Linked DNA regions of Homo sapiens: region 2 is linked to region 1. A link is an interaction called in ENCODE POLR2A ChIA-PET data of the cell type or tissue named here. Cell type or tissue: MCF 10A. All regions are shown on one strand. Each heading gives the region's core, and the rest is flanking DNA. Links, peaks and the distances in the headings are about the cores only.

What was found. ChIA-PET counts read pairs that join two places held together with the same protein. Peaks named below come from ENCODE experiments on the same cell type or tissue, not always from the same donor. Only the 100,000 strongest peaks of a DNase experiment are listed, where the experiment ranks them.
Region 2: POLR2A ChIA-PET joins it to region 1 with 7 read pairs; 4 of 35 experiments call an interaction of 5 or more read pairs at or near these places.

Annotation. Positions count from the first base shown.
Region 1 is chr12:3,212,770-3,224,160 of GRCh38, forward strand. The region is part of intron 3 of TSPAN9 (tetraspanin 9); the gene reads left to right. Among named protein-coding and RNA genes, the nearest start is that of TSPAN9-IT1, 69 kb to the left of the region's middle. RefSeq lists an enhancer at 1,924-2,463. In MCF 10A, for the core only: no CTCF peak of the experiment used is centred there; DNase peaks (open chromatin) are centred at 4,762 and 5,962.
Region 2 is chr12:3,111,839-3,123,229 of GRCh38, forward strand. All of the region lies in intron 2 of TSPAN9 (tetraspanin 9), which reads left to right. Among named protein-coding and RNA genes, the nearest start is that of TSPAN9-IT1, 32 kb to the right of the region's middle. In MCF 10A, for the core only: no CTCF peak of the experiment used is centred there; DNase peaks (open chromatin) are centred at 5,413, 5,943, 7,713, 8,213 and 1 weaker place.

The sequences.
Region 1 (11,391 bases), core at 1,131-9,130:
CAAGGGGGGCCTAGTGTCTGTGTTCATGTCCCGCACCTGCCATCTGTCTTCTGATCAGAACAGGGTTTGTAGAGGAGGCAGGCTCTCCAGGGACTATGAGAAGGGTGAAAAGGAGAGGGCTCGAGGATCTGGAGGATGGAAGATGTACAACGTGGGAGGATGCCTATCCGGTGAAGGGATTGTGGACAAGCAGAGGGAGTGGGGAGGGTGGAGAAGGAGAAGGCAGGAAAAACATGGTGATATTGGAAGCCAGAGAAAGGGGCTAATGCAAAGGGTGTCAAACAGATCTGTGGAGCGCTAGGAATTGCTTGGGTACAGCGGTGTGCTGGTTGCAGAAGACCCCTTTTAGCAATGGCACTTTGGATCATGCGGGGAAGGGCATTAAAGAACGCCAGGTGGAGGAAGGTCTGGAGGACATGGGACTGTGGCTGGGCGGGCAACCTGGGGAGTCTGTCTGCAGGGGTCTCTAAGCAAACGGCAGTTGCTGGCGGTGAGGATCCTGTGCCTTCTGTTCTCTGTACAGTGAGGGCGGGTGTGTTCTGAAGCCTCACTCTGCCCCCTGCCCTCTCAAGGGGGGCTTCCCCCGCTTGTTGGCAAGAGCTCATTGGACCCAAATCAGAGCGACAGCTTGTCAGGCCGATAAGCCTGGGCTCTGGGCAGGAGCTCTTTATGTCTGAGCCATTTAGGACACTCATCGTGACCAGTCCCTGGGGCTCAGAGGCCTGGTTGGGGAGGAGGTTCAGGGACCCTCAGGAGAGAGCAAGGGTGGAGGGAGGAATGCTGATGTGGTACTGAGTGCACGAGGTGCTCACTTTGTTCCCATTTATGGCAGCTAAAGAGAGCTGCAGCGAAGCCCCCCTCCCCCTTCCAGCCCCCCTTCACCTGTCCCTTTCTCAGCCTGCCTGCTGGGAGGAGGGGAGTCTGAAAAGTGCATATTTCACAAAAGCCACTCCGTAGAGGGCTGTGGGTCTTACTCAGGAGCTGTGGGAGGAATATTGACAAGATTCTCTGCATTGCCGATTAGCTTTCTGTCTTCCCACCTAAATGGAGACTTCTCACAACTTGGGGCAGGGAGGGGCTGGGCTGGGTGGCCACCCAAACAGCCTGCGGGATCCTGGGGTGCCTGGCCATGCATCCTGCATTTCCTCCCCACTCCTACAAATGCAGGTGTGCAGCTCTTCTTGGAAGATGCATGCCAGTTAACTCTCGCTTGTATCTGGGATCAAAGTGGCAGAGTGGAAAAGAGCAGGGAGTTGATCCCAGAGACCTGGGTTCTAGTCCCCGGCATGCTTGCTAACTAGCCGTGTGATCCTGGGCAAACTGCTTCTGTCTCTGGGCCTCAGTTTCCACATCTGGAAAATGATAGACTTGGACCAGCTCATCTCTGAGGTCTCTCTGGGCCCTGACATTCTGTGGTTGTATATGTTTCTTTTGTTCCCTTTGTCTTTTTTAAGGAGCTGATGATTATTGAGATATTTTATCTTCCTTATCCTCATAGTAGCGTCGGTAGAGTGATGGACCACGGATGAGTTTCTTCTGTCTCATAGGTGGTGACACTGAAAGGGGACTGCCTCACCTGGACTACGTGTGTGCTCAGTGTGCTGGAACTCACTGCCTGGACAAAGCTGCCCTAGATTTTGCCATTCCTGGAGCTCACAGGCCTGGAGTGAGCGGCTGCCTGCCGCGGGGCTGGGTCGGGACAGGAGCGCTGGGTTCCAGGGTGGACGAACTCCTGTTGGATTTGCCTCTTCGGACCTCCAGTTCCTTGCTTAGTGGTGGGGGGAGAATCTTCCCTGTTAGCCCATTTCCCACTTCAGGGTAGCAAGAAATGGAAGTCGTTTCTGGGCCTGGGCAGGAGATGGGGCCACAGCCACAGCAGTCAGTTGATTTGAACACGCCCTCCCCCCTGCAGGGGAGGGCCTTCACGCCCTCTAAGCAGGTAATGAGGGGGCGGGCTGCCGTATTAAGCACCCTGGCTACGCTGGGGAGAAGCTCTGCACCTTGTTTGACACACAGAACTGTCGCGGCTCCTTCCTATTGTTAGAAGCCTTAATTACTATTGTTCCAATTCCTCCCTCCAGCGATCGTCATTAGGAAGAGCGTTCTTGTTTCTTCCTCCTTCCCCCCATCCCCCTGAACACGTCTTCAGGGCTGTTCCCTGGCGCTGCCTGCCTCTCACCCGGCTCTACCCTGTTCACTGTGCCCTTCTACCCAGGGCAGCCCCTGACAGCCCACCTCCCTTATCCCCTGGCCCTGGCCTGCGCTCCCACCTGCTACCTCTTTAGGAAACAAACACATACCCTTCCCACCCCCATCCCCAAGTCTCCCCATTAAAACTCATGGCTCAAAGCCAGGGATGCTTTACCTTGTGTGTGGATTCAAGAACCTGTCCTACCCGCTTCTCTGGTGGTTGTGAGAATCCAAACCAAGAGAAGGGTGGTGCCTTAAACTGGAAAGTACTGCACACATTTAGGGGGTGTCCGTGCACCAGCGCCGCAGGCCATAGCTGGCTGGGGGAAGGCTTGGGCTACCCTGCTGCTCTGCCATTGACTCCCTGGGAGGATCTTTGACTTCAGCTTCTCCTCGGTAAGGTGGGAATCAAATCTTAATCAAACTTGCCTGGCCAACCTGGGAGCCTTGTCAGTGGGCTGCAATGGGATGGTGATCCTGAAAGTACTCTGAGGCCTAGGAAGGGTTCTGCTGATTGGAATCAGGATCGCCAGCTTATTTTTCTTTTCATGACTTCCTGTTGTTCTCTGTATCTATTTCCATCCCATCTCTCAGCCTTCCTAGAGGGCCCTAAAGCTGTGCAATGATTTGTTCCCTGGGGAATTTCTCCACCAGGCAGCCCCAAGTCATGTTGCTGGCTCCTGCAGTTGCCTGCTGAGGCACCCCAGCGTCTGACACCTGGGGAACCCCACTTGTGGGCTGTCTGGGAAGTGTGGGGGTGGGAGGGGCCCCTCATTTCCCTCCAGCTGCCATTTGCTGCTCTCTCCAGGCTCCGTGGTGGGCCCGGCACAGCCTGTATCGGAGTGGAGAACGTAGGTTGGTCCAGAGCACGTTCCACCGGGACCTCTCCGTCTGGAGCCTGTATCAGAGTGGAGAACGTAGGTTGGTCCAGAGCACGTTCCACCGGGACCTCTCTGTCTGGCTTGCTCAGGCTCATTTCTTCTGTCTGGGGACTTACGGGGATGAGCATGAAAACCTGTGCATCCTGGAATCACAGGGACACGGCTCCATGTTCCCAGCGGTTGATCCATTATCCCTGGTCGCCCTGCTTCCTTCTCAGTCGCTCTGGCCTCTGCTCCCTCCTGGAGTCCTGGGCTGGGAAGTAACCTCAGTCCATGCTCAGAGCCACCCCATCCCCACCCCACCCCCACCCCAGCCCTGGGGCCCTCTGGGAGCTGGGGAGTCTGTGCTGTGATTGGCAGGAGTTGGACAGATTTGCTTGCTTGGGCTATCTGCCTGTGGGGCTCTCAGCTGGATCATCCTGCGACTACTGACTAAGCAGCCAGATGGCTTTTGCTGGGACCTTCCAGATGTGGGAGTAGGTTTTGGAGGTGCTCATTCGTGCCCACATGGCCCTGGGTCCACATCTCTTTTGCTCCCCCGAGATGTCCAAGCTCACACTGGGCACTCGCTGGTCAGAGTGGTTGGGGTTCTGGAGGCGGGGCTTGGGAGGATATGGGGAGCTTCTCCAGCATCAAGCCTCCCTTTTACCAGGATTTTCGTACCGTCTCAAAGCACCCAAAGCTCTTCTCAAACACATCTCGTCAGTGGGGAGGCTTATACAGAGAGGGAGATGGGGTGCCTGGTGTCCAGGTCCCACTGGGCACAGGGCCTGCAGGGCTGAGGTGGAACCCACTGGAACCCGGAGTGGCCCTAATGGGCCTGGAAGCCCGTTTGTCACAGGTGTGGTCCGGAGGTGGTTCTGGCTTCCAGATTCAGCCATGTGGATCCCCTAAGGGGTCACCTGCTGCCTTTCTCTGCTTCCCAAAAACGTCCACGTGGGCTTTTTTCTCTGCAGGCACCCTAGGGAGGTGGAACCTCCTTGGCCAAGGCCCTCATCTCTAGCCTTCAGACACAGATCCCCAAGGCCCCTGCTTTGGAGGGCTCTGAGGGCTCCCTGGGTCCTGGTGAAGGTCCAGGCCAGGCCACCACCCCAAGGGCCCACTGTCCTGGGGGAAGCTGAGCCTCCTGAGTAGGCCCCTGAACTGCAGTTGGAGGAAGGGCTGGAGAGGAGATGAGAAGTGGCAGACTGGCTGAGAGACTGCTCAGAGGGCAGCCTGTTGCCCGGCTGTTTAATTTACTGGAGTTATTTTTCCTCATCGTTCCCTTTCTTTGGTGTTCCCAGGCTGCTATTCGTGGCTCTTTCCCTGCTGAGCTCTCTTCACGTCACTGTATTTAGGAGATAACTGAGGAGCTGAGCCTTCCACCTGCCCCTGGGCCTCATGCCCGGACCTTGGATGCCAGGGGCTGAGGTGTAGCATCCTGGGGTCCCTGATGGCAATGTCCCCTGAGTTGGCTGGGGTTGGGCTTAGATCTTGCACTCTACGTGACCGGCAAGGGAGGTGGTCAGAGACACCCTCAGCTTCTCTGACATCTGTCTAGCTATGGAAGTGTCATCTGGAAAGATCCTGCCCAGTGTTGCTGGGAATGAGCCATCCTGCCCAGTGTTGCTGGGAATGAGCCACTCCTTCTCTTCTGTCATGCTGGGTCTGTGATGTCCAGAGGCCCCGTGTCATTGAGGCAGCGGTGAGGGCCCTGTTTGGGCTTGTTCTTGGAGAGGAGGAAGTTGAGTCACCCCAGACCATATTACTCCCTTTCACTTTCCCCAGGGAATTCAGAGACTTTTCCCTTTGGGAGGGGGAGAAGATGACCAGAACCCGCAGGGACTCAACTCCCCTGGCTTCAGCTGTCTGCTGCCTGCATCCCTTCACCCCTTCACCCCTTCACCCCAGCATCTGATCATCTGTCCCTTCCCTGCTTCCAGGCCTTCTCTAGCCTGGTCTGGAAAGTGAGACGTAATATGGGGAAGACAGCACGTGCTCTAGGGATGGGTGAGCTTGCTTCTCGGTGTCACCACTTCCTGTGTGTACAGTACAGAGCAAGGTGCTTAACTTTTAGAACCTTGACCTTCTCATCTATAAAATGGGTTGATGATGAGACTACTTTCTAGATGGGTTCAAGGAGCAACTGAAACACTGTATGAAGAGGTTTCAGGTCATTGTGTGGTGTGTGGCGGGTGTGTTGGGGCCAGCTGAGTTTTGCATGGGATAATGATACCCTCTGGGGTGGCATAGCCATGCTCCTTGGCAGGACAATATGGGATGTGTACAGATTTTGGGTGTGCATGCCTGCGTCCTGTGCTCAGCCCCCATTTTTTCTGTGGGCCCTGGTTTTCTCTAGGCTTTGTTTTGGCTTTCTCTTCAGCAGAATGAGGTGTTCTGTGTCTCCCACCAACCCCAACTTCCTCGGGGCAGGGAGCAAAGGACAGATGGGGAGTGAGCTCACAGCTCTGAGTGCTTTGAGATCACAGCTGAGGTCAGGGAGGAAAGAGGAGGAGGCGTGTTCTCTGCTTTTAGGATGCTCCCTTGAGACTGCATGTTTAAACTAGATTTGAAACCTCTTACTGAGCTCTCAAAAGGACTGCCAGGAGGAGACCTTTGGGGCCTGCAGTGGCCAGACTAGCTAGGGATCTGGTTGGGGCTATGATGGCCAGGACTTCTCACCTGGCCTTCTCAGGCAAGCCTGGGTGGGCCAGGGGTGATGGCGGTAGGAGCGGGCCTGGCTGCCTTCCTGAGGGCCTTGGCAGAGATGGAGTAAAAGATAAAAGTAGGACCTGGGAATGGGGAGGAGGAGAGGAAAAACGCAAAGGGGAAAGGAAGGAGAAGGCACCAGGAAGGCTAGCTACTCTAGCACTGGGGGCTGAGCCCGCTTGGCTGGGTGCCTCGGGCCGCCTCCCTTCCTCTCTGCAGTGATTAAGACATCACCAGCTGCCTGTGTTCTTAGCCCCGCTGGCTCTCCGCTGCCAATAACAAATGCATCTGGCTGGAATCTGGGTCATTAAAAAAAACAACCTGATATTTCTCTTTTTCCTTTACCCCCCGGCAATCCATCCTCTGGAATATAGCTGGAGCCCCCCAAAGAGAGGTCAGAGGTCGCAGAAAACCATGGTGGACATGTCAGCTGTCAGGGCCACTCAGGCAGCCAGCCAGCCACTCTTGCTGGATGTCTGTTTTCTGTTGTGTCTGAGTTGTTGTGAAGTGAAGGCCCCAAATACAGAGCGATGTGCCAGAGACAAGGGCTTACAGGTGGCCCTTCCCACCCGTGGGCGGCCGGGGGAGGCCGGACGGTGTAGTGGCTGTGATGGGGGCTGTGTGTGTAAGCTCGGAGTTGGACAGCCTTGGGTGTCAGTCACTGTTGCCTGTGTGATCTAGCAAGAATGTTCGACCTCTCTAGACTCAGTTTTGTTTCTTTTTGTGAACAATGACAGTGACATGCAACCTGCCCTGTGCGGTTGTTGAGTGGGATGCACAGGGACTGTCCTAGCACAACACTCAAGGAAGGGTGGCCACTGCCTTAGTTTGTCACCATCATTATCCTATCTCTGTTGAGTGGCACCTCCTGCGGGAGCTGTGTTTGCTCAGCCGCAGTACCGACCCCCATCTCCCGGTGTGGGTCGGGCACCTGTCCAAGGCGGACCTTCTGTGAGGATGGAGGGAGGGCGCCTTCACCTCCTGCCTCAGGAGCCAAGAGTCAGCCAGACAGGCAGCTCTCTCAAATGGAGATCCTTTGAAGACTATAAAGATTTGTTTGTACATCTTTCTCTGGGATTTGAGAATATAGATGAGTAGAGAAAAATGGAGGGAAGGTGGAAGGGATGACTTAAAAAGGGAATGATAGGGAGGGGAACATCACACACCCTGGGGCCTGTCGGGGGGTGAGGAGCTAGGGGAGGGATAGCATTAGGAGAAATACCTAATGTAGATGATGGGTGTAGCAAACCACCATGGCACATGTATACCAATGTAACAAACCTGCACATTCTGCACATGTGTCCCAGAACTTAAACTATTAAAAAAAAAAAAAAAAAGGAATGAGGCTGGGTGCTGTGGCCCACGCCGGTAATCCCAGCACTTTGGAAGGCTGCGGCGGGCGGATCACCTGAGGTCAGGAGTTCGAGACTAGCCTGGCCAACGTGGTGAAACCCTGTCTCTACTAAAAATACAAAAAGTAGTGGCGCATGCTTGTAGTCCCAGCTGCTTGGAAGGCTAAGGCAGGAGAATTGCTTGAACCCGGGAGGCGGAAGTTGCAGTGAGCCGAGATCACGCCATTGCACTCCAGCCTGGGTGACAAGAGCGAAACTCTGTCTCAAAAAAAAAAAAAAGGAATGAATCTAGGAAGTTTCTTCAAAGAGACCTTACTAGTAGTTACCTGTAACAGCTACCATTTCTGAAGCTGACACCGTGCTGTGCCGTGGCCCAGGCTCTGAACCTGTGCTACCTTATGTCTGACTGATTCCAAAGACTTCCGTGCTCTTAACCACTATTTTGCCCTTTACTGTCCCAGGCTGGTAACAGACCGAGGTGTCTCACTGGGAGTAAAGCACCCTCAGGGTTAGGCGTGGGTCTAGGGTGCATGGGTGGGCACCCCAGAGGCTGACCGTCACCTTCCTGACTCTCCAGCGGTGCCTGCATAGTCTGCGGCACAGCATAGCTCACAAATATTGGCCGAGATGCTTCTTTGGAGCAGGCAGAGGTGAAGCTTCGTCGATTCTGCTGCACCCGGGCCATTGGCTGGGAGGTGGAGGCATGGGAGAGGTCTGCAGAGGAATCCGATGTTGATATGTTTTCCTGGGACCCACTGGAGGACCCAAGCCCGGAGGCTTAGTCCTGCTGCCCTGGCCTGTGGGGGATGTTACTGGTGTGCTGGGCCGGGGCTGTCTCAAGATAATATGAGACCTGTTTCCTGTGCTGCCGGGGAAGAGTGCACCACACCGCCCAGCACAGAGGGCTCTCGGTGGGAAGGCGGGCCCAAGGAGGGCTGTCATTTCTGGGTTCTTCCGTTCAGAGGACAGGGCCCTTCCTATCTTAGACCTTGGATGAGGAACACATTGGCCTTTCCCTGTGAGGTGGTTCCTGACTCTGGGGCCATCCTTCATCCGTTGCTCTTTTCCAAAGATGCAGAGAGATATTTCCAGTCTCCTTTTATGGCTCGGTGACTGGAGAGCCCTGGAGACTCAGCATCAGGCTGAACTTTTGCAAGCCTGCTGGCTGTTGGTACGGGGAGGAGGGGAGAGAAGCCACAGGGACCGGGAGACTGGGTCGCCACCCTCAGCAGGTGGCCAAGACTTTCCAGGCTGTCCTGACTGGGCAGTCCTCTTGTTGGGACCACACTCTAGGTTTTGCACCCATCCTTTACTGGTCCCTTCCCTTATTCATTTATTCATTCAAATATCTGCTTATACTGGGAAAGACAAAAGCAAGGATGAAACAGTCTTTGCCTTGTCATGGCTAGACTGTGCAACATATTACAACAGTTTATTTTCCATTGAAGATAAGTTATTTTTTATTTAAAATATTTTTCTCTTTTTTTTTTTTTTTTAGATGAAGTCTCATTCTTGTCGCCCAGGCTGGAGTGCAATGGTGTGAATTTGGCTTATTGCAATCTCTGCCCCCCAGGTTCAAGTGATTCTCCTGCCTCAGCCTCCCAAGCAGCTGGGATTACAGGTGCATGCCACCAAGCCCGTCTAATTTTTGTAGTTTTAGTAGAGACAGAGTTTCACCATGTTGGCCAGGCTGGTCTTGAACTCCTGACCTCAGGTGATCCACCTGCCTTGGCCTCCCAAAGTGCTGGGATTATAGGCGTGAGCCACCGTGCTCAGCCTAACAAATTTTTTTTGAGATAGGGTCTCACTCTGTCACCCAGGCTGGAATCCAGTGGCATAATCACAGCTCACTGCAACCTTGAACTCCTGGGCTCAAGTGATACTCCTGCCTCAGTCTCCTAAGTAGCTGGGACTACAGGCATGTACCACCACGCCCAGTGAATTTTTAAATTTTTTGTAGAGATAGGGTCTCCCTGTGTTGCTTAGGCTGGTCTCAAGTAATCCTCCTGCCTTGGCCTTCCAAAGTGCTAGGATGATTGGTATAAGCCACCGTGCCCAGCCTAAAGAGAAGTTTTAAAGATACCTGAGCACCTAATTACAGCTTTCCTTTCGATGTTGTAAACCATGTTGTTTAAGGAACACGGGACAAGAGTGTATTGGAAAGAAAGCGGCCAGCTACCTTAGGTGCTCTGTTATGAATGTATTTCCTTAGACCCACACAGGGTTCTCTAACTGTCTTTTCCTGAAAATTCTTCCAATAAGCATTTATTGAACTTTTACTATGCTCAAGGCACAGGGCTTGGTCCTGCTGGCATGCAGAAGGGGGGGACGTGGCCACAGCTGCCCTGGGAAGAGGGGGGCATGTGGAGGGGATCCCCATTTCCTATACACAGGGCCCTGGCTCCGTCACAGATGAGGCCTGGTTGGTCTTGGGTCCATAACTTGTACTTTCAGAGTCAGGAAGCAGATGCTGGCAGGCTTGGAAACCTCGTCCAGGTTGGACGGTGGTGGTAGCAGAGGGATGAGCAGCAAGTGCTTCCTGGGCATTTATCAGCACACGTCTCCAGGCGTAAGACCTTCTGTCTGCCAGGCTAATGGGCCACCCCTGGCACCCCATGGCACTGCATCTGGATGGATTTACAGGGGTCTTGGCTCTCAGCCTCATCTCTGTTCCTTAAACCCGGCTGCCTCTCTGGATGCTGCCCAGAGGTGACGCTGATCAGATTGTGTGGGGAAGCCTGTGTGATGGATGGCTCATTTTGTGTCCTGGGTCTGCAGCCCACATTCCTGCCAAGAGCATACCTGATGCAGGGCCCTTTCTGCAGTGGTCCTCAAGAAATATTAACTGGTAATGAGGACCAGAGACTGAGGTTCACCCGTGCTGGCTTCTTCAGGTCCTTGTTCTACCATGACTAATAGCCCTCTCCTTAAACCACCCCCCAGGTCCCACCCTGGGATGAAAGACCAGCTGACCCTGATCCTCACAGCAGGTTTGTCCTATGGCGGAGATCCCGAGGGGGCCCTAAGTCACAGCTTTGGCCATCCAGACCCGGGGAGCCATCACTGGAAAGTGCCTATCAGGCTAAGGCAGAGGGGTGGGGTGTGGGCGGGCTGTGCCAGCCCACCGGGCAGGTGAGGGACCTGCAGGAGCCGAGTGCCTGAGCTGTCCTCCCCTGTCTATTAACTCCCCATTAGCATGCATCAGTGCCGTTGCCTCTATCAGTTTGATTTATGCCACTGCGGTTTTGCTTACAAATTAGAAGCCGCTATTGTGCTAGGTCGGCTTTAAAATCGATGCAGAGTAATTGCAGTACATGGGTAGTTGGATGACATTAACATGAGAAATGTGCTGTAGTCGTCATCCTTGGAACAAACACGTCCAATTACAGTGAAATTCTGTGCCCCTTACCCGGCTAATTTGAACACAGCTCACCGCCAAGGCCTCCTCCAGCATGGCCAGCCCTGGGCAGAGATCGTCACGAATGGATTTGACGGGAATGGGGCTGGGGACTGTCATGTTGAAGCCCGGTGGAGATGTGGGACAGGGACCTCGTTTGTTCCAGAGCCTGTTCCAACCCTCCCTGGCTTTTGTGGCATGTTTTCTATGCCGTTTGCTGCAAGGATGCGTTGGGCATGGAGTAACAGCCCCAAGACCGTCCTGCAGTACTGCACGTGTGCGTGTCTGTGCTTTGGTTTGTCTGTGTGTCTACCTTGTTTTAGAGTAAAAAAGTGAATCTGAGGCCAGATCATCAGTCTGCACCTGCCTCTCCAGCAGTCCCTGCATTTCCTCACCTATAAAATGGGAAGGGGAACACTCCTTATGGAGCTGGTTCAAGTATTGAGCGAGAGACCGGGACTACAAGTGTTTTCTAACACAGGGGCATGAATTCAGCCGTGGCGGCGGCAGCTTGTTAGGAGAGCGATCAGCCTAGGGGCTGATGGGGTGGCCAGGCGTCGGGATGGCATCCAGTCTTCTCTGTCTGCATGCTGGAGTCATGTGAGAGATTTATAACAGAATAGGGATGCTGGGTTCCATCTCCTGAAATTCTGTGTCATTGGTCTGAGGAGTGTCCTGGGCATCTGGACACGGGAAAGCTCCCCAGCAGGGTCTCCTGTGCAGCCAAGGTTGAAGCTGCTTCCTAGTCCATTTCTTGCTCTTCAGATGGATTTGTGCTTCTTTAGGTAGGACTCATCCTAGTAAAAAAAAAAATTTTTTTTCTGAATTGATAAGCAGGAAGTTCCTCCTTCCATCAAGTCAGAATCCTTACCGCCTCAGACAT
Region 2 (11,391 bases), core at 1,657-9,656, 100 kb before region 1:
TGACCTCAGGTGATCCACCCGCCTTGGCCTCCCAAGGTGCTGGGATTACCGGCTTCAGCCACTGCACTCAGCTGCATTACCTTTTTTACTCACATTGATTATTTTTATCTCACCATGAGGAGGCTGAGCTGTAAAGAGGTAATTTCCTCAAGGTTACAAATCGAGGACAGGTCGCCTTTACATTTTCTTTAGGTGTTTTGTGTTTGTATTTAGTCTGTGAATATTTATTGTCTAGGAATTTATCCGTTTCTTCTAGGTTTTTCAATTTATTGGCATCTAGTTGCTATTAGTAGTCTCTAATGAGCCTCTGAATTTCTGTGGTATCAATTGTAATGTTCCTTTTTTTTTTTTTTTTTGAGATGGAGTTTCACTCTTGTTGCCCAGGATGGAGTACAATGGCACGATCTCGGCTCACTGCAACCTTGCCTCCTGGGTTCAAGCAATTCTCCTGCCTCAGCCTCCTTAGTAGCTGGGATTACAGGCATGCACCACCATGCCCGGCTAATTTTGTAGTTTTAGTAGAGACGGGGTTTCTCCATGTTGGTCAGGCTGGTCGCAAACTCCCAACCTCAGGTGATCCTCCTGCCTCAGCCTCCCAAAGTGCTGGGATTACAGGCATAAGCCACCGCGCCTGGCCTGTAATGTTCCATTTTTATCTCTGATTTTATTTATTTGGGTCTTCTTTTTTTTTCCTTAGTCTGGTTAAAAGTTTGTCAATTTTGTTTTTTTCTAGAATTAAATTATTTCTCTTTTTATTTAAAAAATTTTTGTAAAACTGATTTTGTTTCATTGATCTTTTACATATATATTTTTTATTCTCAATCTCATTTATTTTTGCTTTTTTTTTTTTTTTTTTTGGAGACAGAGTCTCACTCTGTCACCCAGGCTGGAGTGCAGTGAGTGGTATGACCATAGCTCACTGCAGCCTCGACCTCTTGGGCTCAAGTGATCCTCCCATTTCAGACTCCCCCGTAGCTGGGGCTATAGGCACATGCCACCACACCTAGCTAATTTTTAATTTTTTTGTAGAGATAAGGTTTAACTGTTGCCCAGGTTGGTCTCGAACTCCTGGCTCCTGCAATTCTCCTGCCTTGGCCTCCTACTCCTAAAGTGTGGATATTATAGGAATACACCATTGTGCCCAGCCTGTTTCCAGAAATTCTTACATTTCCTTCTTAACTTCTATATTGACCCACTGATTGTTCAGGAGCTATTCGATGAATATTTATTGAGAGCTAACTCTATGTCAGGTCATAGTGCTGGGAATACAGCAGTGAGAAAAACGAAGTTACCGCCCTCATAAGCTTACATTCTAATGTAAGAGCCCATCAAGGGAATACATGTCTGTTGGGTAGCGGGAAGTGTGGTGGAGAAAGGGATGGGGTAAAGGCCTAGGGGCTGTAAAAGAGGGCATGTGTGGTGGGGAGGGAGAGCATCTCCAGTCAGTCACATCTGATGGACCCTGCAAAGGATGGAGAGAGCATCCTGGTGGATGCCTGGGGAGGCTCATTCCAGGCACTGGGAACACAAGTGCAATTATGTTTGAGTAGTGGGACCCGGCTCTGATCAGGTCCTGAGGCCATGATGAGAAATTGGGCTTGTTTCTTCAACTTGCTCTTTCCTGTTGAAGTCAAAAGATGGCTTCTTTCTTATTTTGTGTCCTGTACTATATTGGGTAAATAAAGTGATGTGTACTTTGTTAAGTGATCAATAGATACTTTTTTGGTTGATGAACTCTTCCATCTTCTATCATCTTAGGCTGCCTGGTGTGGGGTTGTACTAGGTGTATCCGATGGTTCTCAGTCCCCTTCCCACATTCTCCAGTGACACAGACCTGGAGCTGTGAACCCCGGGAGACCCTCAGGGGTGTGCCAGTTCGAGAGTGCCAGCTGCCATGCATGCCCTGCCCTTCACTCTGCCCTGCAGCCTCAGTGTCCTTTTACTCTTCTATTGGGCCTTGCGCCCTCCCTCTTTGAGGTTTTGCAAATGTGGCTCCCTCCATGTCCCCAGGTCCAGAGGCAAGTCCTTCTGCAGGGACGCTGTCTTTGACCCTTGGCCTGGGCAGGTCCCCTTGTTCCACGTGCTCACTGGGCAGTAGGTTCTTCCCCTCCCAGCAGCATTTCCCCCCATTTATCATTGTGTACTCACTTGTGTGATCCTCAGACCCTGACTGTCATCCTCAGTGGGCCATAAACCCCACGAGGACTTAATCATCCCTTCTCCTCTCCTGCATCTCTGACATCTAGCTCTGTGATCAGCCAGTTTCATCTGTCAAGGACCTGACTGTAAACATGTTAGGCTTTGCAGACCATATGGTCTCTGCTGCAGCTTCTCAACCCTGTCCTTGCAGCATAGAAGTGGCTGCAGACACTACGTAAATGAATGCAGCTGTGTTCCAAAAAATGTATTTACGGACATTGAAATTTAAATTTCATGTCATTTCCACACCATGAATATTCTGCTTTTGATTTTTTTTCAACCTTATAAAGTATAGAAACCATTTCTAGCAGGCAGGCCATACAGAGACAGGCGATGGGCTGTATTTGGCCCACAGACTGTAGTTTGCTGACTCCTCATGTAGGGCAGTGCGTGGTGTATAGCATGTGTTTAATGAGTTTGTTGAGTGAGTGAATGACACCTTAGACACTGGCAGGAGGTGGTGAATTTGTGGGGTGCTGTCTTTCTCATTAACACCATAATCGCTCTCCTTCATCAGATTCCCTGCAGTCTGGCCAGGCATGGTGGCTCACACCCAGCACTTTGGGAGGCTGAGGCGGGTGGATCACCTGAGGCCAGGAGTTCGAGACCAGCCTGGCCAATGTGGTGAAACCCCACCTCTACTAAAAATACAAAGATTAGCCAGGCATGATGGTGGGTGCCTATAAGCCCAGCTACTCCTGAGGCTGAGGCAGGAGAATCGCTTGAACCCAGGAGGTGGAGGTTGCAGTGAACCGAGGTTGCGCCATTGCATTCCAGCCTGGGTGACAGAGTGAGGCTCCATCTCAAAAAAAAAAAAAAAAAAAGATTCCCTGTAATCTGATAACATTAAGGAAGAAGGCCAACAGGTTTGTTTTATTGAGATGTTACTCACATACCATAGAGTTTGTCTATCTGAAGAGGACAGTTCAGTGGTTTTTACTATATTCTCAGCGTGTGACCATCAGCACTGTCAATTTTAGAACCTTTTTATCACCCCCAAAAGAAACTCCATTAGCAATCACTCCCATGCCCCCCTTCCCTGCCCCCAGTTTTTCTCCCTGTCTGAGTCAACCATTAATGTATCTTTTGTCTCCATGATTTACCTACCCTGGACATTCATATGAATGGAATTATACAATATGTGGTCTTCTGTGACTGACTTCTTCCACTTAGCATAAGGTTTTCAGGGTTCATCTGTGTTGTAGCACGTGTCAGAATTCCATTCCTTTTTAGGGCTCAGTAATATTCCAGCATACGGACAGACCACATTTTGTTTATCTGTACCCATTCGTCATTGACTGACTTGTGAGTTATTACCACCTTTTCTGGCTTAGACATAATGTGGCTGTGAAGTTCATGTGCCATGCTTTTGTGTGGCCATATGTTTTCAGTTCTCTTGGGCAAATACCTGGGAGTGGAATTGCAGGTGGTCTTAGCTCAGGCTGCTGTATATCACAAAGTCCCACAGACTGGGTGGCTTATAAACAATAGGCATTTATTTATCCCAGTTCTGGAGGCTGGGGGTCCCAGATCGGGGTGCCAGCATGGTCAGGTGCTGGTGAAGCCCTCTTCTGGGTTCTAAACTTATATCCTTATGCAGTGGAAACAGGGCAAGAGAGCTCTCTGAGGTCCCTTTTAATTAGGGCACAATCCCATTCCTGAAGTCTCCATCTTCATGACCTAATCACCTCCCAAAGGCCCCACCTGCTAATACCATCACCTTGGGGCCCAGGATTTCAACATGAGAATATTTTGGGGACACAAATATTCAGTCTGTAGCACTGGGTCATACGATAACTGTGTGTTGAACTGTTTAAAGACTTCCAGACTGTTTTCCAAAGCAGCTGTACCGTTTTACATTCCCACTAGAAGTGTGTGAGGACTCCAGTTTCTCCACATCCTTGCAGACAACCTTTATTTTTATTTTTTTAACAACCCTTTTTACTGTCTGTCTTTTTGACTGGCTAACTACTTCTTAAGCGGACACATTTCTGATTGCAAGACAGTGGGCTGAACTTGATCATTTAGATAAAAGTTTCGCTATTTTCTTTTGTAAAAGCAATGTATGTTTATTGAGCATTCTGGGAAAACAACTTGATCCCTGCTAGTGATGTCCCTGTTGCATTTGATCACAGCCTGCCAACTCTTTAACAGGTCTCTCAAGACCAAGGCTGCTGCCCCTATAAGCTGCATAGCAGATCAGGATGCAGGCCCTGGGGCTTCAGACTGGGGTTCACAAACAAGTTCTGCTGCTGCCTGGACATTTGACCTTAGCAAGCTGCGAATCCTCTCTGAGTCACAGTTTTCTCATTGGTAAAAGGGATGTTTTTGGGTACCTACCATGTGATGACAGGCATCGTACTTGTCTTACTAGGTTCTGATGAAGATGAAACACGGCAATGCTTGTGAAGTGCTGGGGATAATGCACTTCCTGAGCACTTAGAATAAACGATACTCAAAACCGAGAAAGAGCCCTCCGTCCTGAGGTCACGCAGCTCGGCAGGGCTTGTGATTGTTGTAAGGTAAAGAGAGGCCCTTGGAGGAGGAAGGGTCCCCGTAGGTCACCCTCACACTGGATTCCCGTCATGTGGCCAGCATTTGCTTGGCTGTTTCTGCTGATGAGAACTGCCCCCTGCTGCTGCACAGCTCAGGTTTTCAGCCCTGCCTTTCCGGAGCCATCCTTTGGCCGTGCCTCTGCCGTCAGAGCCCGGGAGCGCGCGCCTGCCCTGTCGTCCGCATGACAACCTGGGAGTATTTGACAACAGAACCCCTCTGTCTCTTCTCCAGTTCCATCAGCTGTTTCTCAGATAACTTCATTTCTAAACCCCACTACCTCTGTGGCCGCCCTTGGACGCATTCTGGCTTGGTGGTTGTTTGTTGTTTCCTGGACTCATCCTCAGCCCGAGGTGGCTCTGAGGGGTAGAGGGACATCCCCATAGGGGACAGACACAAACTGAGTGTCAGAAGAGTTATTAAGCCTTTCAGGGTGACAGATCTTCACCTTTACAAGCAGGATGGCTTTAGGAAAGGAAGTAGTCGAGCAGGATAGATAGTCTCATTCTAAATTATGGAAAACATAAAATTCCAGCTAAGGCCTGTCCCCATTTCCCCTCCTGTTTTCCAGGCTGTCTTGGGTGGCTGCACAGACGGTTCCTCGTCATCCAGGTTTCCTGATGGGTGTTGCAAGGGTGACCCATTCTGCTGGAAGGGCTTGTGATGGGAGGGTTTTGAGTTTTCCTGCCGTCATTTCCTATCCTGATAGGGCAGAGTCGGTGGTACATTTTTTGGACTCTGTTTTATAAGCTGCAGGAGGGAGATTGTGGCGAGTGGCTCATTAATAAAAGCACTTCAGCAGAAACAGAACAAGGGGAGGGGAGAGGAAGTGGTGGGACTATTTGCCCGATTTTTGTATCCTAGGGCCTGTCTCTTCCGTTGGTGGGAGAAATCCAAGTGCTTAGCGGTCCCTCTGCTGCTGCCCGTGGGGTAAAAACCTCATCATTTTGTAAAGAGGGGCAGCCTGGAAACCCACCGTGGGCCCAGCTCTGCCCCGGGGCAGGCAGCACACATTCTGGGTATCTCCCACTTCCTCAGGCTGAGTTTTGGAAAGGCCATCCCTAATTTCTTTGTAATTGTGCTCCAGGCTGATTTACATAACTTTATTTTTCTGTGGTTAGTTACTCATTCAGAAATTCTCCTGTCCATCTGTTCTTCTGGGAACCTGAGACTATGGGAACAGCACATCCCAGGAGAATTCTGGCCTGATTTAGGGGGTTGGAGCAGTTGTCCAATCCCCTGAGCAGATCCAGGTCCCGGACCCCTCCAGCGAGAGGAAGCACCTTGGGAGGCAGTGGCTGCTGGTCCTGGGACCTGCGGAGCTGTCACCTCAGGGCTGGGAGGTGAAGGGAATGGCCTGAAGGTGGAGGAGGCATGTGTGGTAAGAGGCAGTGCAGGGAGGTGGTTAGTGCCCCATGCCAGGTTCCCCTCCTGGGCCTGCCACTCTCCAGTTATGTGACATGGGAAGCTATTTAAGACTCTTTTTCTCGCCTGTGAAGTGGGGATTATAAAGGCTCTAGTTCACAAGGTTATTCAAATGTGAAGTGAGTTGATACGTGAAGCATGTAGAACCCCCCCGGCATGTAGAAAATCCTCATCCTCATTTCCAGCACTAACAGCTGCATTATCACATTTACCTGATTCCGCACCGCCCCTGCACCCGCCGTTTTTTTTTTTTTTTTTTTTTTTTGAGATGGAGTCTTGCTCTGTTGCCCAGGCTGGAGTGCAGTGGCATGATCCTGGCTCGTGCAACCTCTGCCTCCTGGATTCAAGTGATTCTCCTGCCTCCGCCTCCCGAGTAGCTGGGATGACAGGCACCCACCATCATGCCCGGCTAATTTTTGTATTTTTGTAGAGACGGGGTTTTACCATGTTGGCCAAGCTGGTCTCGAACCCCTGACCTCAGATGATCCGACCGCCTTGGCCTCCCAAAGTGTTGGGATTACAGGCATGAGCCACCGCTCCTGGCCAGACCCCTCTCTGCTCTTTTTTTTAATGGAACAGGGATACTTATTTTATATTTATTGACAAACATGGGGAAACATTCCTCTCAGCTCAGCCCCACTGCACCTGCAGCCCTTGGCCTCCTTGGCACTCCCTCCCTGCAGCTGTGCCCAGTGGGTCTCTCCCACTCCCAGCCATGGTGTGAATTGGGCTTATGCTGACTGCCAGGTAGCAGCAGCCTAATTTCTCTGCCTAGTTTCATCATCTGTGACCTGTGGAAAACATTTACGCCTCCTTTTCTTCCCTCCGGCCCCTCCAGAGATGTGATGAGGGTCAGGTGACATGTTAAGCCTGGCACGCAGGTTGCAAAGACAGGCAGGACTTCGGTGGACAGTGTGGGAGAGCTGTGGGCGCAGGACCGAGATCGCCCTGTCCACAGGGACCCTGGAGTATGGATGGAGTAGGGTGAAAATGGAGCTTAGCACCGCCTTTGGGACACTATCAGCAGATGCAACCCCTTGGGCTGTACCCCCGACAGCGAAGGTAGGGGAATGTTGTTTAGAAAGTCAGTCCACAAATGGGTATTCTCCAAGCTGGTTCCCTGACCCCACACTGGACAAGCTGCTATGCTCTCTGCCCTCAGGATGCTTATAAAGTGGCCAAGGGTGGATAAGATACCAGGAGGGAAGTCTCAGTGGTTTGAATAACCAGCAGTTCCTGCTTTACCTTTGATGCATCAGGTGCTGCACTAGACATCTACTTATAGGTGAGAAAAACAAGGCTCGGGGGGTTCACTGACTCCCCAGGGTCATCCAGTTTGGATGCCAGAAAAGGGATGTAAACTCAAATCTGGGGCATTCCAAAGTCCGTGTTCTTTCCAGGTGGGGAAACTTGGGTCTGAGCTTCGCCAGGCCTGCTGGGACTCCCAGATCAGCCCCTGCCTTCCAGGAGCTCCGTTGTGAAATGCCCTTGCCCGTGTGATGTTTGTGTGTGCTTTTTTCTGCAGGAAGTCTTGGCCTTCTCTCCCTCCCCATCCTCTCAGCCCGTCCTGCCCCTGCCCGGAGGGCTGTGTGCTTCACTGGAGGGCCTCTCTGCTGTGAATGCACCCCCGCTCCTCTCCACTGACCACATCCTGTGCACCCCGCTTCTCCCTTCTTTCAGGTCACCTCCTTTGATTTGGGGAAGGGAGTGAGCCATTGGCAGGTGAGAGAAACCTGTGCTGAAAGGTGTGGGTGACTTTGGGCTTTTGCTCCTGTGGGGAGGTGTTGGCTCTTCCCAGGTGAGAATATGCCCTAGCCCAGGTTGGGCTAGGGCAGGAGGGGAAGTACGGTGCCCTGTCACTCAAAGGGCACGGGCCTGGCCGCCAGCGCCCCGGAGTCTGGTGTTGCTCCACATGGGCTGGCTGTGTGACCATGTGCACGTCACTCTGCTTTCTGGGCCTGGGTGCCTCTCTGTAGCGCAAGGAGTTCGTGCCAGATGATCCTGGAGGTCCTTTCAGCCCAGCAGTTCCGCGGTTTCAGATGCCTGCTTGGGAAATTCATTGCCCACTCGTTCCCTCTTCCTTTCCTCTGTTGCCTCTTTAAAATGAAGGTTTACTTTTCAGCTGGTGTTAATTGGAAAGCTTTAATGTATGCTTTGGAATGAGTGGGAGGAATTCCAAGGCCATAACTCCCTGAGCCCTCAAGCGTGGAAAGTTTTTTAGTAAGAACGAGTTCGAACAGGATCTTGGGGGCCTGGGGACAGGACACAACCTTGGCGTGCTCATTCACCTCAGGGAACACAGCTGGCTCTTTGGAACCTGGCTGATTAAACCTGGCAGGACCTGGGTGACAGAAACCCAGCAGGGCCAGAGCTCCTCTGTCTGGGGACCCTTGTGCCACCAGCAGCCACAGCCTTCCCCTGGAGCCTGCTCTCCCCACTCCTGTGCCAGCCCGTCACTCTCTCTTCCCCAGCTGTGCCAGCCCTCACTCTGGCCCTGCCCCAAATACACGTCATGTCCCTCTGGCTTGCCTTCTTTAGCTCAGCCCTTCCCTGTCCCCTCCTCATCTCTCTACCTATTGATGTCACCTCTTTCCTTTTATGCCCAGCGTTTCCTTTCCACTAGCCCAGGTTGGGCTAGGGCAGGAAGTTGAGCTTGGCACGGGCCTGGGCCAGGGACCACATACAGTGTAAACTGGACTGTGGGGCTGGGAGGGCTAGGGGAGCATTGCCGCTGATCAGTCAGTCAGTTAATGTTGACCAAGCCCCCATCACCTGCCCGAGGTGAGGCCGAGCTCTTCCAGTGAATGAAAAAGATGTACACACAGCACTTCCCTTGGGGGAGCTACCCATAATGGGGTAGACCAGCCCCCAGGAGGGACCCTTACGGAGTGGTGGGTGATAAACTGCTTCTGTAAGTCAGAGAGGCGGCTTGGGCCTTCAGAACTCAGGTGGGAGTCAGTAGGCCTGGGTCCAGCCTGCCACTGGCCACTGGCTCCTTTGCAGGTTGTGGCTCAGTCACAGGACCTGTCTGAGTTTCATCTTGTGGAATGAGAAGGTTGGGGTGGGTCTTCCTGAAGTCCCTTCCAACTCTGCATAGTTAATAGTCACCATTTATCAAGTGCTTTCTGTGTGTCAGGCGGTGTGAAATGCTTGACAGACCTAATCCCATCTCATTCTCCCAGAGCGAGGCTCTTTTATTTGCCCTCATTTTGCAGATCTCAGGCTTAGAGCTGAGGTTGCAATCCAGTGGCCTCTAGGTCTGATCCAGGCCACAGATGCGTTTTGTTTGGGCGCAGCTGACATACTGGAGAGATTTTTCAAAACAGGGGATGTTGGCTTTTTTTTTTTTTTTTTTTTTTTTTGAGACAGGTTCTTGCTCTGTTGCCCAGGCCAGAGTGCAGTGGTGTGATCACAGCTCATTACAGCCTCGACCTCCCAAACTCAAGTGATCCTCCCACCTCAGCCTCCTGAGTAGCTGGGACCACAGGCACATGCCACCATATCTGGCTAATTAAAACTTTTTTTTTTTTTTTTTTTTTTTTTGTAGAGACAAGGCCTCACTATGTTTTCCAGGCTGGTCTCAAACTCCTGAGCTCAAGTGATCCTCCTGCCTTGGCCTCCCAAAGTGCTAGGGTTATAGATATGAGCCACTGCACCTGGCTGATGTTGGCTTTTTAAAGTTGGAAGGTCTAGTTACACTGAGCCTGTGCTGCCCGGTGGCAACAATTGGCTGGATCTGGCTCTCAGGCACCACCTCCACATGGGGCTGTGCTTTCCTGACCCCTCAGTCTTGACACAGTACTGGGACTTGCCCTTGTACACAGTAACTTCATGAATTTATGTTTTCCACCTTGTAGGTACTTGAGTTTGCAAACCTTGACTGAAGGCTGTGATGTTATACTGTATCAGTCACACAGCTACTGTTAGGGACAGTGTTCCAGCTTGAGTCTGTCTGACTTTAAACTGTGAACCATCCTGCTGTTTTTCTGAGTTCTCCCCTCCCCTCCCCTCGTTTTTTGTCTTAAAAAGAGATAGAGTTGGCCGGGCGCGTGGCTCACGCCTGTAATCCCAGCACTTTGGGAGGCCGAGGCAGGCAGATCACGAGGTCAGGAGATCGAGACCATCCTAGCTAACACAGTGAAACCCCATTTCTACTAAAAATACAAAAATTAGCCGGGTGTGGTGGTGGGTGCCTGTAGTCCTAGCTACTCAGGAGGCTGAGGCAGGAGAATGGCGTGAACCCGGGAGGTGGAGCTTGCAGTGAGCCTGCACTCCAGCCTGGGCGACAGAGTGAGACTCTATCTCAAAAAAAAAAAGGAGATAGAGTCTTGCTCTGTCACCCAGGCTGGTGTGCAGTAGCACAATCATAGCTCACTGCAGCGTTGATCGGCTGAGTAGCTAGGACTTCAGGCACACACCACCATGCTTGGCAAATTAAAATTTTTTTTGTTTGTATGTTGTCCAGGCTGGTCTCAAACTGGTCTCCTTCTGTCTTGGCCTCCTAAAGTGCTGGGATTACAGGTGTGAGATACCACACCTGGCCCTGAGTTATTTCTAAATCCTAGCAGGGATTTTGAATCTTTTGTCTGAGCCTAGGAGACCATAGATAAGGAAGTTGGCAAGAACCCCTCTTAACAGAGAGGTTTGAGTCCCCGCATCTGTCTGAATGTGCTCCTGCAGGGAGGTGGCGTCCACTTTTGGATGTTGCTCATGTTTTAGTCCAGAGAAAAACTGTCCTCTTGCTACACAGTATGTCCTTTCTGAATTAATTAAATGTCATTGTTTTTTCTCTACCACTTGTTTTCCTACACCTTGGTTTCTATTTACTGGCAGGTTGAAAGCAGGTGACCCCGCCTCCTTGCCCCTAGGAGGGCTGCCAAAATGCCAAACAGAGAGCTTGCGTTTTGCCCCAGGCACTTGGAGGCAGGAAACAGGGATGTCTGTTTGGACAGTGGATGCTTCAGGGTTGGTCAGGGGTCCCTGGGGGAGAGGCAGGCAGGATGCTAGGCCTCCCAAACAGGGAGGCGGCCCCACAGGGAGCCCTGGTGGAGCTTGAGGCTTCCTGCATTTAGTGTTGGTCTGTCCAGCTGTTTCCTCCTGATAGAGTGGCTGGACAATGCCACAGTGACTCAACTCCAGCCCCGTCGACGAACAACAGGAGATTTGTCCAGGGTTAGCTCGGGAGTGGCGTCTGCATCCCTCACCTGCATCCAA